2 separate regions of the Homo sapiens genome follow, and region 1 is linked to region 2. A link is a loop called in an ENCODE intact Hi-C map of the cell type or tissue named here. Cell type or tissue: tibial artery. All regions are shown on one strand. Region 1 has its middle 4.6 kb from the start of VIPR2. Region 2 overlaps VIPR2 (vasoactive intestinal peptide receptor 2).

What was found. Hi-C counts contacts between places; a loop is a spot of excess contacts. Peaks named below come from ENCODE experiments on the same cell type or tissue, not always from the same donor. Only the 100,000 strongest peaks of a DNase experiment are listed, where the experiment ranks them.
Region 1: it touches region 2 in a loop (2.5-fold over the local background); 20 of 110 quality-filtered maps call a loop at or near these places.

Annotation. Positions count from the first base shown.
Region 1 is chr7:159,148,180-159,150,679 of GRCh38, reverse strand. No RefSeq gene overlaps it. Among named protein-coding and RNA genes, the nearest start is that of VIPR2, 4.6 kb to the right of the region's middle. In tibial artery, no CTCF peak of the experiment used is centred here; a DNase peak (open chromatin) is centred at 949.
Region 2 is chr7:159,029,628-159,032,127 of GRCh38, reverse strand. It overlaps VIPR2 (vasoactive intestinal peptide receptor 2), which reads left to right. Exons shown (of 13, transcript NM_003382.5): 11 at 61-190; 12 at 259-300; 13 at 1,339-2,500. The coding sequence ends at 1,512. Among named protein-coding and RNA genes, the nearest start is that of LINC00689, 23 kb to the right of the region's middle. RefSeq lists an enhancer at 261-913. In tibial artery, CTCF peaks have their summits at 1,110 (motif pointing left) and 1,310; DNase peaks (open chromatin) are centred at 357, 737, 1,487 and 2,187; H3K4me3 peaks cover 1,827 bases; H3K27ac peaks cover 2,500 bases.

The sequences.
Region 1 (2,500 bases), 120 kb before region 2:
CGTTATGCCTTGGGAAAGCATGGCTTAGTAATTGGCAGCAAATAACACTTTGAAAACTCTTATATTGAGGGAATATCTCCATCCCGTCACCCTCATCTGTCTGTCCCCATCCTCTTCCAAAGGGCATTCAGAACTGGGGAGAGGACCTAGCAAAATAGGTTAGAAAATGGGAAAAAAGATTAAGAACAAAAAATCAGTATTTTAATGAAAATACGAGGACAAAGTTCTTGATATTGTAAAAACTCTGGTTTTGTGTGTAAAAATAGTAACTGAGAACAATTAGGCATAGAAAATGCCTCACTTTCATGTGATGCTTTAATTACTCCCAGGAGAACATTATTAATTATTTAAAGGACCACTTGAGTCATTAATTATCCTTCCCTATTCATTTCTAAGCAAATTTTTAAATTTAGTCTCATTCACCAATTTACTCCCCAATGAGATTTCTATTTCTGCTTCACACGCAGCTAAAAATAGTTCCCTCTTTTGTTCCTTTAATGTTGTTTGTTTTCTTCTCTTCTCCCTAAAAAGCCACTTGGAAAGGTGGCATGGCCGTCAAACCAGACCCTGCTTCTCTCTGAACTCCAGGACCCTCTGGCCTGGAATCGCTGGCCTCCCGGCCTGCAGGGTCCCCCGTCACTCCCAGGACCCTCCTTTCACCCCCTCTCCCCTTCTCCATGCTCCCTGGATCCCCCACACCCTCGGAATTTTGGACAAGTGATAAATGCATGACCGATGCCTACCGATGATGACCAGGGAGGCTCAGCTGACAGCTTTCTCCCTCCTCCCACCAGGCCCCACCCGGGCCTCATCTCTCAAAAAGGAAAGTCCTGGTTTACCAATTCACCCACAAATGTTAGCGATTTAGCACCTCTTGCTTCTCCTTTGAAAGGGAATCAGAGAGGAGAGCATAACCCAGAAAGTGAGGACGCCCTGGCGAGGGGAAGGGTCTGGAGGGCAGCCCCACTGACCTGCTCCCTGCCTGTGGAGCCGAAGCGTGGGCTCTGGGCTGGGCTTGAGGGCGAGTGCTCAGGGTGGGGCCCTGCTGTCCTGGCAGCCGCTGGCTGAACCCTCCAGACTGGAGTGAGTGGAACCAGGAGTAACTCATACATCTGCCCACTTGCTCATCAACAAACAGGGAACACCTGCTGTACAAACCCACAATGCTGGGCATTCACTGGAGGGGCAGACATCAAATAATCTCTCTAAATATTGTATCCTATCGCATCATATTATATTAAGCTAAGAATAGTTCTCCAAGAAAGTGGCAACACCTCCTTGTAAAGGGAAGTTTAAAGAACTCTGAGCCTGGTTGGTCTGAGAAATTGGAGGATGGCAACAGTCAGGGCCCCAGGAGAGGAGAAAGAGACACCTCCTGGAAGAACTGGTCAGAAGCAGAAGGGAGAGGCTGGTGGCCTGTCTCTGTGAGCCCCACCTGCCTGGGGTGGGAGGGGGCCCGGGCAGGGCTATGGCATGCGCTGGTGTGTGCCTGCCTGGGGTGGGAGGGGGACCCGGGCAGGCTGCGGCACGCACTGGTGTGTGCCCGTCTCTTGGACAAACCATCTGAGATGTTCTTCCAGCTGCTCTGCCTCCATCGCTGAGCCTCCTGCTGAGCTGAGTAGGGTCCCCGGCTGGCCTGGCACTAAACTCTGCTTAGATATGTCCAAGGGTCTCTGCTTTTGCCCCAGCGAGGAAAGGCAGGATGCTTCTCCAGACTGGGAGGGCTTTCCTAAGGCAGACACCTGAGCCAAGACAGGTGGAAGCTGGGAGGCATGTGCCTGGGGTGGAGGGTGCCTGGGGCGGAGCGTGCCTGGGGCTTCCAGAGATCAGCAAGGCTGAGGCATGAGAGGCAGAGTGGAGGCTGCGAGACGGGTCCAGGAGGAGACTCAGGCCCAGATCAGGTGTGGCCTCGCATGTAGGGTGACCATGTGCTTCACATAATATGTCCAAACCAGGACATTTCCAAGAATAGGGGGACACGAGTAACGGTTACGCTGGGGCAATGGGCAAAGCCAGGCCAGGCCCAGCATGGCAGGTGGTTGCCTGTTCAAAGGTGTAAACCAAAATGTATTTGAGGCAGGTCTCAATCAACTTAGAGGTTGATTTTTGCCAAGGTTAAGGACATGGCCCAGGGCACAGCCTCAGGAGGTCCCAAGAACACACACCCAAGGTGACAGGGTATAGCTTGGTTTTATACATTTTAGGGAGACTGAAGTTACAAGAAAAGACATAAAGCAATATCTGGAAGGTATACATTGATTTGGCCCAGAAAGGTGGGACATCTTGAAGCGGGGTGTGGGGCCTTCCAGGTCACAGGTGGATTACAGGATTTCCTGATTGGCCGTTGGGTAAAACAGAGTTAAGATCTGCCTGAAGACTTGATATCAGCTTGAGTGAAAATAAAGGGGGTTGTGGAAGCCAAGGTTCTTGTGGATGAAGCCTCCGGCTAGCAGGCTTCAGAGAGAGTGAATGTGAATGTCTACTATCAGGGCCTTGAAAG
Region 2 (2,500 bases):
CCAGGCTTGCAGAGGGTCCGAGGGTCCAGCAGCTGAGCTGGCTCATCTCCTTCTGTGCAGGAGGCTGGCCAAGTCCACGCTCCTGCTTATCCCGCTGTTCGGCGTCCACTACATGGTGTTTGCCGTGTTTCCCATCAGCATCTCCTCCAAATACCAGATACTGTTTGAGCTGTGCCTCGGGTCGTTCCAGGTAGGTGTGCGGAGGCGGCCGCCCTCCCCCGAGCGCGGGTCCTGCCTGACCATCTCTTCTCATTGCAGGGCCTGGTGGTGGCCGTCCTCTACTGTTTCCTGAACAGTGAGGTAAGTTCATGGCCGCCTTGGAACCAAGCACAGGTACTCACTTGCTTCCTGAGATGCTGCCCAGCCTGGTGCCGCAGCCCCCACACATGCCTGTCTTCCGCGGGCTCGAGTTACTGCCCGGGACCCCACAGTTCTGTGTCCCCATCAGAGAACCCACAACGACACAGGCAAACCCACTCTTCTGGGCCCAGCTTCCAAACCCCGCCGTCCTTCCGTCCACCCTAAGTAGCATCGACTGCCGTCCGTCTCGGAGCCCTCTCGGGAAAGCTCCCGGCCGGGTCTAGACAGAATCTGTTTTTCCCCATGGTCGGCGTCTCGCTCCTGACCATAGCTTGTGAGTCCCAGAAAGCCGGGCCTGGGTTGGGGGGTGGGGCTGCACAGCGTCCTGTGAGTCCCTGGGGAGGAAGCCCGGAGCCGAGCTCTGCCCTGCGTTCATTCCCAGCCAGGGAGGCTGTCTCCGGGCTGCTCCAACGGCCTGGCCCCGTCCCCTGACCCCTGACCCTCCCGCCCCACGCTGCGGTTGCTGGCGCTTTCTTTGCTTGACATGCAGCTTTCACCAGCACGGCTTCTGCAAAGCTGAGCCCGAGTAGTGCCACTTGTCCTCCTCCCTCCTCTGCCGTCCGGGCACCCCTCACTCATCCCCACCCCCTCCCAGGGCTAACATTCCCTGCCCGCTGGGAACAGGGAAGGAGACGGAGGCCCAGCACCGTCACAACCCCGGCTGCTAAGGAAAATCTTTTCAGAGAAATATTAACTATCTGAGACTGTGGGACTGCGCTTACCGCGGCAGTGGCGATCCCCGAACCACCCACGCACAGTCTTAGAGTCTGGCAGCGTCCCCCGCCCTCCTGTGGCCGTCCAGTTCCCGCTCCCTCCAGCCTCTGCCCCCAAGGCCGTTTCTGTTTCTGTCCATCTGCTGGCAACACAGATACGGGAGCAGGCGGGAGGGAGAGCTGGAGGCTCGCGGGCCGCGCTTCCCATAGCAGCCGCCCGCACCTGCCCAGGCTCACGGGCGTTCCCGCTGCCCTCACCTCCCAGGTGCAGTGCGAGCTGAAGCGAAAATGGCGAAGCCGGTGCCCGACCCCGTCCGCGAGCCGGGATTACAGGGTCTGCGGTTCCTCCTTCTCCCGCAACGGCTCGGAGGGCGCCCTGCAGTTCCACCGCGGCTCCCGCGCCCAGTCCTTCCTGCAAACGGAGACCTCGGTCATCTAGCCCCACCCCTGCCTGTCGGACGCGGCGGGAGGCCCACGGTTCGGGGCTTCTGCGGGGCTGAGACGCCGGCTTCCTCCTTCCAGATGCCCGAGCACCGTGTCGGGCAGGTCAGCGCGGTCCTGACTCCGTCAAGCTGGTTGTCCACTAAACCCCATACCTGGAATTGGAGTCGTGTTGTCATTGACTCGATTTAAACTCCAGCATTTAGATAATCTTGTGCAAAATGTGTTTCAGCCGTATAGTGGATCCACTTTTTTTTTTTTTTTTTTTTTTGAGACGGAGTCTCGCTCTGTCGCCCAGGCTGGACTGCAGTGGCCTGATCTCTGCTCCCTGCAAGCTCCGCCTCCCGGGTTCACGCCATTCTCCTGCCTCAGCCTCCCATAGCTGGGACTACAGGCGCCCGCCAACACGCCTGGCTAATTTTTTGTATTTTTAGTAGAGACAGGGTTTCACCATGTTAGCCAGGATGGTCTCGATCTCCTGACCTCGTGATGGGCCCGCCTCGGCCTCCCAAAGTGCTGGGATTAAGGCGTGAGCCACTGCGCCCGGCCCAAGAGAATAGGGGAGCCAAGGAGGAAATGTGGAAACGCAGTTGTGTGGCCCAGCACGAGCCTGGGCGACCACCGGGTGACATCCGTCCCACATCAGGGCGGCCTCCCAGGTCCCATAAGGGTAGCCCCCTCATCTGCAGGACAGAGGGAAGCCAGTCAGGGCCCCCCTGACGTTAGGACCAGGAGAAATCAACAGGAGGGCAGCCCGTCCTCTCTCTTGGGGCGCCCACCCGGCCCGGCTGAGCCCTGCCCCACCCAACTCCACAGGGCTGTTTTGCCTCCCCACGGAAGGCGGGCTGAGGAGACAACCAGATCAGGAGAGCAAGGTCATGAAGGAGGGGACCTCTCCACACAGGTGTTCCGTGGGACCCTCAGCAGCTCTGGCTCTGCCTCAGGAGGTCACCTGCCGCCCTGTGGGAGCCGCAGAGCCTGACGCT